Linked DNA regions of Homo sapiens: region 1 is linked to region 2. A link is an interaction called in ENCODE POLR2A ChIA-PET data of the cell type or tissue named here. Cell type or tissue: MCF 10A. All regions are shown on one strand. Links, peaks and the distances in the headings refer to the core of each region. The heading gives the core; the rest is flanking DNA.

Region 1 (5,389 bases), core at 314-5,313, 110 kb after region 2:
ATAGATATTTGCAGGTAAAATGATATTATCTTGGACTTGATTCAAATTATTTTGGATGGATAGAGGGATGGATGTGAATATACATGATACAGGATAGTCCAGGAGTTTATAATTATTGAAGATTAGCAATGATTACGTAAGGATGTACGACACTTTTCTCTGTGCCTCTGTATATGCATGACATTTTTGATAATAAAATGTTTTCTTTCTTTTTTTTCTTTTTTTGAAACAGAATATTGCCCGGTCGCTCAGGCTGAAGTGCAGTGGGCATGATCTCAGCTAATTTTTATGTTTTAGTAAAGATGGGTTTCACCATGTTGTCCAGGCTCATCTCAAACTCCTGACCTCAAGTGATTCACCCTCCTCAGCCTCCCAAAGTATTTGGAGTACAGGCGTGAGCCACCGTGGCTGACCAAATATTTTCTTTAAAAATAAACCAGTGTCTTTTCCACAGCTCTATCCTAGTTTCCAATTAGTATGTGAGTAGAGGAGAGCATCTCAAAAGTTCAGCAAAGGGAGAAGTAGAGATTTAGACAGAGTTCATAATTCTTTTAATGACTGTACTGGTCATTAGCGTCCAAATGTGTATTAAGAGGAGGGTAGGATACACTGAGTACAGCTTCAATTCAAAGGTAGGATTTAAGACCATCTTAATTTCTTGGCTAGTTCTTCAACTTAGCTTTGAAAAACTATCCTGTAATGCAATGGTTGTCAAACTTTAATGTGCATGAGAGAGCTTTTTAAAACACAGTTTGCTGGCTGGGTGCGGTAGCTCACATCTGTAATCTCAGCACATTGGGAGGCCGAGGCGGGCAGATCACCTGAGGTCAGAAGTTCAAGACCAGCCTGGTCAACATGGTGAAACCCTGTCTCTATTAAAAATACAACAATTACCTGGGCATGATGGTGGGCACCTGCAATCCCAGCTACTTAGGAGGCTGAGGCAGAAGAATCGCTTGAATCCAGGAGACAGAGGTTGCAGTGAGCTGAGATAGCGCCACTGCACTGCAGCCTGGGCGACAGAGCAAGACTCTTTCTCATAAAATAAAATAAAATAAAATAAAATAAAATAAAATAAAATAAAATAAAACACACATTGCTTAGGACAGTAAAACTCTTTTGTATGATATTACAATAATGGATTCATGTTATACACTTATCAAAACCTATAGCATATACAACACCAAGAGTGAACCCTCATGTAAATTTTGGAATTTGGATAATAATGATGTGTCAGTGTAGGTTTATCAACTGTAACAAATGTACCATTTTGGTGCAGGATATTGACGGTGGGGAAGCCATGCATGTGTGGAACAAGGAGTGTATGCCAACTCTGTACTTTTCACTCAATTTTGCTGTGAACCTAAAACAGCTCTAAAATATAAAGTCTATTTAAAAGAGCAGAACAAAAACAAAAAACACATTGTTGGACTCCATCTTTAGAGTTTCTGATTCAGTAGGCTTGAGGTGGAGCCTACAATTCTGCCTTTCTAATGAGTTTCCAGGTAATAGTTATGATGTTGGTCCATCAGCCACCAAGAACTTCTATTCTAGTATAATGCTTTTGATCTCAGAAATTTAAGCCTTCTCACAATTTAAACTCGGGGTTCAATCCAAATAGAATAGTATTTCATTCACAAGCTACATTGACTCTGAATTCTGTTAGATTCATTTTAGCAAACTTTGCTTGGGCATCGACTATGTACCAAGGCTCTTGTTAACCTCTATAGATACAAGGACACATATTAATGTACTGTCCCTGCCATTAAAGATTTTATAGTCTGATGTTCTAATCTTCAGTCTTGTTTAGTAATTTTAGAAAATATTTATGTTCAGTTCTAATCTCTTTCACTTCTAATGGATTATTTTTAACTTTGCTTCTTTAAAACAAATTAACCATTGAGTTCAGCTTATAGTATAAAGCATTATGATTTTTTTCTACATCTTGCTCCATAATATAATTCAGGTCTTCCCAAGTGTCCCCCAGAAGGGACCTGAGAAATCATCCCATTCATTCACTTATTCCCATTTTACAGTTAAGGAAAGAGAGGCTCAGAAAAGGCAACTTTTCCAGGTCACTGAGCTACTAAGTAAGAGGGCTGGAACTAAATTCAAGTTGTAGGACCACTAATGCTGTGCTCTTTCTGTGACATCAGGCCTCATGACTTAAATTCCAACATCAAAGAAAATTATGGATCCCCACATCTAGAAAATATTACAAATTTCCGTAGAATTTCACATTTAAATTAAATTATTGAAGATCTTTGTGAATTAAAGAAGAAAAGGTGGGGGAAAAGATGAAGGGATTGGGTGGTGGTGGTAGAAGTCATAATAGTAGTAGTATAGTAGTCATAACTTTCCATGTGTTACATAGTGTGACTTTCTTAGAATATCCACTCTTCTCAATAACTCTTTGAAGTATGTACAATTATTATATCCATTTTACAGATGAGGAAACTGAAGCACAAGAAGTTTAGTAATTTGCCCAAAGAGACATGGCTTTTCAATTCAATTTCATTTAGTAGTCTTAGGTACACTTAATCCCCCAAATGTAACCAAATTCTGCTAGGAGGGAGGTGTAAGTAATATTGAATCATTGTGTAGAGTTTTGTATAGTTCTTCAAAGCACCAAATCTCTTTTAGATAGCTTAGCAAATCTTATTGAGGTAGTTGAAACATAAGGAAATTTAAAATTCTTTCTTCTGCACCCGTTAAAAATTTATTTAACAGTTCTATTTTTCTTAACAGGTCAAATATTAAATAAAAATTGTTCTTTCAGCAATTGGATTCATGAACAGGTCAAAAGGCTTCATTGGAGTGGATGATGCAGAAGGTACACATGCATTCACACACACGTAGACACACACACACCCTCATTCAGTCTCATACATAAACAAACATTACCTTATACCCTAGGGGAATATTTTTAGCTATCTTTAGCCAAACTGGTTTCACTTGGCAGACTGCAACCCCCTACAGGTGGCACCTATTTTCTGTGAAGTGTTTCCTTTTCCCAGAACTGAGACATCGGCACCACATACCTCCTTGCTCTTCTCAACATCTGTTTCTACTTATGTGCCAGATAGGGCCACCTGAGCTGTGAAGGGAAACAAAACAAAGGTTCATGGCTATTGTCTATCAAAATGTCATGTTTTGGTCCACCCAGATTGGGAAACTCGGTTGGAATGCCAAGCACTGGTCTACTGTAAGAAGGGGCTATGGGAAAAAAATATTTTCCTTATTCAACTGTTCGTGTTCATTAGGAAATAAGGTAGGGCTCTAGACCTTGGAGTCTAGGGAAACCAATTCATAGAGAGATTAATCATTCGCTATCACTTCTAAGGCATTGCATATTGCTGCACAGATGGTACAAAGAATATAGAAAGGCATAAAACTTACCCTGAAGAGGTTTATAAGATTAGGAACTCAGAATTGGTACATTAGAAAATAAGTATGTAAAGCTAGATAGTGTATCCAATTTACAGGGCAAGCAATTAAGTATCATAGGCATTCCTTGGAAGGAGTGATAACCAAGAACTGGGGTGATAGGAGAACCTCAGTGGTGATGAAACTTGAAAAAAGTAACTGATTTCATTGTCATGACAAATGAAATCATTTTATTTTAAAAGATTACCAGGATGAAAATGACCAAGTCATAACTCTCCTAAGACCCGAATCCCATGACACCCAAGAAAATCTGTGCCCGTGTTTCCTAAATGTGTTTATTTTCTGCTTCTCTTATTTTCCTATAGTCAACATTCAATTTATCCGCAGTTGAGGATAGAGACTGGCAAGGATAAATCTAGGGATATACCCTACCCTCCATTTTTGCCTTCAGGTTTCATTTCTCAAATGAAAGTTCTCAAAATTTTTACTAGAGTCGAGTAACATGCATCCAAATGTAATTACTTGAATATATACATGCGCAAGTCTACAAGTTGCCTGTAATGAGGATATTCATTGCAAAATTAGATGATGAAAATGTTAAAAAATGGAAACAACCTTAATACCTACCAGTAGGGAGGAGTTGCATATATTGCTCATGGAAAAAAAGCAAGCTGCCAAGCAGTAATGTCTAGTATGATTCCATTTCATTAAAACAACAATCAAAAAGAATACCTGTACCCTGTGCATGTACCTCATGCATAAACCAATTCTGGGAGGCAATATGAGAAATTGTTAATAATGCTAATATCTGTGGGACTGGCATTTGGCATTTCATTTTTTTACTTTATTTCTTCTTTGCTGATCAAGATTTTAAAATGTATACTACATTTATAATGTTTAAAAATAGTTTAATATACATGTATATATATGTAATATTTAAATTTTTGATTTTCAGATCTTCTGTTTAAACAACAAATGACCTGGAGACTCAAAGTGAAGCAGACTCAACAAAAGGTTCAGAAAAGTCAACCATTAAGCAGAGGAATGGCCACTAGGCACAGGTTTTTTTAAATTTAATGGTATTGGTCATGGCCTCACAGAAAACAAAATTTTCTTCAAGCAATAGATGATAAATATTTTGGGCTTTTGGTACTAATAAGTAGTTCAAAGCCTCAGTAGCTTGAATTTCAAAACTGAACAGGGCTCATGGAACTACTCAAAAATCGTGAGAGGCTGATGGTTTAAGAAGTGGGAAAGACATTGCTAAGATGATCTGTTTGCTGATGGCATTCTGTGACAGCTGCCAGCCTCAAGCAAGATTGAAGAATGCTAGATGTTGAAGTGGCCTTTCTTCTCCTTTGCCTGAAGAGCTCTGAGCAAGGCAGCCAGATGACCATGAACTCTGTGTTTGGGATCTGGAGATAAGTGGGAGAGGCTCAGAGCATCCTGCTGATGCACCAGTTCAGGGAAAGTTAGTTGACGCAACCCTTTGCCTTCCGCTTGGCTTGAATAAAATCAGGAAAAGTGGCTTAGACTCAGTACTTTCTCTGCCCTCCTCAGGGTCCACATGTTTCCTGACCCTTAACCTTTTTTTCTGTTCAGGGGCAGTCACCTGCACATGAGCTTAGCTGACAATGACATCCTGCCCATCTCAATGTCCTGTACCCATCCTTGTGGTTCACTGGGCTGCCCATGTCTTCTGCAGACAACTCGCTTCATGTCTAGCCATTGTCTGACCTAACCATTCAGCCAAGATGGTTTTCTTATTTAACAGGATTGGAGACCTTTGAAATGGGCAAGTTGGAGGGAGTCCCCGTAAAAACCAACTAGCTAATTTACAAAAACACAACCCTCAAGAAATAAATTGAACCGCCTTTTTTTTTTTCTTTTTTTTTTTTCTGATTCCTGTTAAGGAGGGTATAATGGCCAAACCTTTTAGGCTGATGATAAAACACCTGCTCAACACTAACTGTCCTTTTTTTCTTTCCTTTTAGAAAAATAT
Region 2 (5,389 bases), core at 167-5,166:
TCCCTTCTCACCCTTCCACCCAAATTTAAAATCTCATCTCCCAGGCTGGATTGAAAGCCTGGTGAGTCAGGGGAAATGGGACTGACATGGTGGCCTCTCAGGCAATGTTGATAGCATATGGGGTCAGGGGCAGAGATTACCTTGGTTGTGTCTTGATCTATCAAGTCATATATGGGTAGCTGCTCACCTCTTACACATGGAGCACTCAGCAGGAAAACTTCCAGTTCCCTTACAAATCAAATTTTCAAGTGAGAACTTAAGGAATTCTTCATTTTCCTAATAAAAGAAACACAAATGCCATAAGTAAGCCATGATATCACAGGTCATTAGGGCTGTTACATACTGTTGCACAGTTGGTGCACTGCACATAAAGGCCTGATGTAGGCATCTGCTTGTCAAGCTGTGCACTGATGGGGCTATGGGCATCCACCCTGCTTCCTTCCCAATTTGTCCTATGGATGACAGTCATGATCCTACTGAAATGGTCTTGACCACATTTTTAGTTTCATAAGGCTATCTTGGCTCCAAGTTACCTACAGGATAAAACCCCAATTTTCTAGCCTGGCAGAGAAAGCTTTTCACATCCATCCCTGCCTTCCTCTCCTCATCTCCTGCAGTGATAAACTCCTCCTCAGTTCCAGTCCCCCCGCCGAACACTGTATCTTTTCAAAACATTGTCCTTCAATCTGAACACTATCTCTAATATTCTTCACCTGATAAACTCCTCCTGCTCTACTAGAACCTCCTCCAGTATCATTTCCAAAGTAAAAGTTTTCATATCTTTTCCAGCCTTTGGATTCTGCAGTTTATACCTCAAATGTTTAGCACATAGTGGATGCTTAGAGATACTTCTTAAATGAATAAGTTCTAACTTCAATAATATCATTTATCAAGAGGTATGGGAATTGTCCTATTTCTTGTTGGTTTTCTCATCAGACTGTGAGGCTCTCAAAAGGGTGAAGGGAGGGGAGATTGTGTCTGTTATTTTTGTATCCTCAGAACCTAGTACAGTGACTCATATAATAGGCTTTAAATCAAAATTTGACAAATGAATGAAATTTTAAGATATCTTTTGCAAAATGATTTTTTTCTCATTCTACATTCTTTCACGACTAGGCTTCTCTTCTCTCTTAATGCTGAGTTGGAGGAGAGGGAGGAGTATAGGGAATTTTTGTTATCTTACCTCTCCAGAATATAGGTGAAAATATAAAACATAGGGCCCGGGCAGGAAGTCTCCTGTCTTAGGTTAAGATCCCTAACATCAGAGGTTGCAATGGCAGAGTCAGGAGTCTTCTGCAAGCACATGCAAGTGAAACCTTGTAAGGCAGTGAGGGAAGCAAGACAGGGCTGGGAAGAAGCAAAGTGAGGATATGCGGTCAGCTGCAGTTCAGTCTCTGTCCGGTCCCACAGATAGCACTGGAACAAGGATGGCCTTACAGAATTGTCCCAACTTGAAGCAAGGGGGCTGGGCTTTTATACCCCTGTATTAGTGGTTGGCTGCAAGCCACACCCAGAGGTTAGGGAAAAACCTCTCAGGTATTTCTGGGCGGATCAGCTCCTGTAGGCTAAGGGCAAGGCTTCAGTGAAAGGTGCAGCTGCAAGCCATTGATCACCAACACCTACAGAGCTGAGTGACAAGAGAGCTCATCTGGTAAACAGATATGAGCAGCACTGCAACAGCCCCTATCAACCCCTAAAACTAAGGAAGGTGATAGAAAGTGTTTACTCCAGAAGGGTCATCCAGCCTTTATTTAAAACCTATCTGCTCCTGCTTGATCAACAAGTCTATCAAACTGGGTTATCTGAGCTGGTTCCTCACTTTTTAACAGATTCAAACCAACAAGGTAGAAGAGGGAGCAGAAATCCTTAAAGGTAAGTGCACCAATAGAAGCAGATAAGAAACAGGAACTCCAAAAAGCACAGCAGACTGGAACCTTGTAGTGTAGAGCCCGAGAGGGTTGTGAATTAAAGAAAAGACTAAAACAAATTGAGATTTACAATGATGCACTAAGTCAAGAAGAAAATGTTAAATAAGCTGTATTTGGCATTCTATGCTTAAGAATACAAGGTGATGTGCAACACAATTTTAAATGATGTCCTTTAAAAGTCGGAAGCTTTGGCCAGGCTGGGTGGTTCATGCTTGTAACTTCAGCACTGTGGGAGGCCAAGGCTGGAGGTTTGCTTGAGGACAGGAGTTCAAGACCAGCTTGAACAACCTAATGAGACTCTGTCTCCACAAGAAATAAAAAAAATAAATAAAAACTTTGGAAGTTTTAGGTATGCAAACAATCACATAGACATTTTATTGTTGCCGTATATCTCCTTCTCTGCCAGCCTGGATAAGTGAGGCATTACTGATCTATATCTTTGAGAACCTCTGACACCCAGGATCCCACTGAAGCTTCTTAAGAGTAGCATAATTTCCACCTTGTTTAAAAGTTCTGGTAGTTTGTAATCCACCTAGTGTGATTAAATAATCAGGGCTGATAGAAACCGTCTTGAATCATCACATACACCCACACATGCATCAGTCTGATATGGAAAGAGCTTTAGACTAGAATCAGACAGACTTCAAGTTCCTCCCCTGTCATTAACATCTGTGTGACCCTAACCAAATCATTTATTTTCCCTGAGTCTCAGTGTCTTCACCTATAGACAGAAAATAAATATTCATATTTATTATATTCTTAACATTTATTGTGTTCTTATATATACAATATATTACATATATTTACATACATGTGGTCACATATATAATCACATACTAATATATAATATATTATTTTATATAATATATTACATATTTATTATAATTATATATCAACATATAATTACATATATTGTATAATTATATAATATAATACACAATAATCATATGTTACATTATTATATTTATTATATTCACAATATTAGTATGTCTCATCAGTCTCTTGTGACGAGCAAATGATACAATGTTTATGAAGTTACTTTGTAAGGGGCAAAATATAATCTAAATGAAAGTGAAGTATTTTGTCCCTTTCTTCCTTCCAATGAACTCTTTGACAGTTTTTCTACATCCATAAAACTGGTGAGACACACATGGATGCCATTTCCTATAGATTCAGTATGTCCCAGTCCACTACCACCTGACCTCTTATTCTGCCATCCCAGGGGGTGGCCTGGACCCCCATTTCTAGCTCTTGTTTCAGAATGACTGCCTTTGGAGAATGGAGTTTCTCAGGAAGGACATTGCACAATCAGAAAACGCTGATCTGCCAAGTCTGTAACATTTTTTTCCTGGAGCACTTTCAGGAATGTGTCACAGGAGGTGGGGGAGATGGGCAATGGAACAGAGAGTACTAGGCACCAGCAACCAGGTAATAAAATGTTCAAGCATTCCTTTTCAAAATCTAATGAAGACATCAACCTTCATTAAGTCAAAGGGTCTGGGGTCCACAGTCGTGAGATTTACTGAGCCCCTTCAAAAAGCTAGAGAAACAATGACCAAAAGGCAGGCAATAGAGCAACAGGCATTTGATTCTAGAACTCAATGATGTCTATTTTCAACAAGTGTTGAATTTGCCAATAGCTATTAGCCCTAAACACAATCCTGCAGCTCAGTGTGTGCTGGAGCCAGCTTGCACTGGCTCAAGAGAGCTGATTCTTCATGGCTCTTTCCAGCCATGCTCAGCAATGTCATGGTGGAGCTTGTAATTGGCCATGGTGGCACTATTTGCATCATGAAAGTCAGCAGGTGCCACAAATTTTCCCCTAAAGGACCCTCTTACCATCACACTACTGCTTAACTGTGTATCCAAATGCCAATAAGATGCATGGAATCCTGAAATCGCTTTCAGAAGAACAATGTTGTTCTCGAATTTTCATGTGAACCACTGAAAAAAAATGTCTTATGTATATATATAACTTCTTTGCTTTTATATTTCAAATTCACCTTCCTCATATAGCCTCTCTTTTAGGCTGAATGTGGAAAGTGGCTGCTACTGACCTGAGAAAACGTCTGAGGCATTGTTATGTCCTTGACATTGTCAACTTCTTTGCTTTTTCCATGTTTCCCAGGCTGTACCCTCCATCAGCATAGAGGACACCTCCAGAAAGCAATTTTCTTTCACAAGGAGTATACCTTGAGGTGTCCTATAGGTAAGTGTGAGCAAGATGTTGTTCTTGCTTGGAAGAATTTTGCAAAGCAGATTGGATCCAGCTGAAAGAAACCAACCTTACTACAATATAGTTTTCTTCTTTCTTTTAATACCGAATTTGTAACATACATGTAATTACAGTCCTAGAGGGGAAAGAGAGAGAGAGAATCAGGCAAAAAAAAAAAAATGCTTGAAGAAATAATGACTGGAACTTTACAAATTGGATGGAAACATGAACACATGGATCTAAGAAGTTCAACAAGTCTCATGTAAGATAAATACAGAGAAAGCCACTCCTAGACAAATGACAGTCAAATTGATTAAACATAAACAGAAAGAGAACATCTTAAAAGCAGCCAAAAAAATAAAAACATATATACCAGGAACAATGATATGAATGATGGCTAATTTCTTTTTCTTTTTCTTTTTCTTTTTCTTTTTTCTTTTCTTTTTTTTTTTTTTTTTTGAGACGGAATCTCGCTCTTTCGCCCAGGCTGGAGTGCAGTGGCGCGATCTCTGCTCACTGCAAGCTCCACCTCCCGGGTTCACGCCATTCTCCTGCCTCAGCCTCTGGAGTAGCTGGGACTACAGGCGCCCGCCACCACGCCCAGCTAATTTTTTGTATTTTTAGTAGAGACGGGATTTCACCATGTTAGCCAGGATGGTCTCAATCTCCTGACCTCGTGATCCGCCTGCCTCAGCCTCCCAAAGTGCTGGGATTACTGGCGTGAGCCACTGTGCCCGGCCCGGCCTCTTTTTTTTTTTTTTTTTTTTTTTGAGATGGAGTCCCACTCTGTCACCCAGGCTGGAGTGCAATGGCGCAATCGCTGGTTCAAGCGATTCTCTTGCTAAGCCTCCTGAGTAGCTGAGATTACAGTCCTGCACCACCACACACCGTTAATTTTTTGTATTTTTAGTAGAGATGGGGTTTCACCATGTTGGTCAGGCTGTCTGGAGCTGCTGACTTCAAATGACTGACCCGCCTCGGCTTCCCAAAGTGCTGAGATTATAGGCGTGAGCCACCATGCCCGGCCGAATGATGGCTAATTTCTTATTAGAATCTATGCAAGACAGAAAACATATCAGAAGACAATGGAATAGTATTTAAAGGAAATAAAACTGTTGCCATAAAATTCTATATCCACCTAAGAAAAATTCTTCAAAAATTGAGGTAAAATAAAAACATTTTCAAATGAAAGGCTGAGAGAATTTACCACCAACAGACCTACACTGCAACAAATGTTAAGAAAAAT

What was found. Peaks named below come from ENCODE experiments on the same cell type or tissue, not always from the same donor. Only the 100,000 strongest peaks of a DNase experiment are listed, where the experiment ranks them.
Region 1: POLR2A ChIA-PET joins it to region 2 with 5 read pairs; 3 of 35 experiments call an interaction of 5 or more read pairs at or near these places.

What each region holds. Positions count from the first base shown.
Region 1 is chr4:55,141,111-55,146,499 of GRCh38, forward strand. No RefSeq gene overlaps it. Among named protein-coding and RNA genes, the nearest start is that of KDR, 18 kb to the left of the region's middle. In MCF 10A, for the core only: no CTCF peak of the experiment used is centred there; a DNase peak (open chromatin) is centred at 2,991.
Region 2 is chr4:55,035,104-55,040,492 of GRCh38, forward strand. It overlaps LOC124900703 (a long non-coding RNA gene), which reads right to left and starts at 276. Exons shown (of 2, transcript XR_007058121.1): 1 at 188-276. In MCF 10A, for the core only: no CTCF peak of the experiment used is centred there; DNase peaks (open chromatin) are centred at 1,448 and 3,268.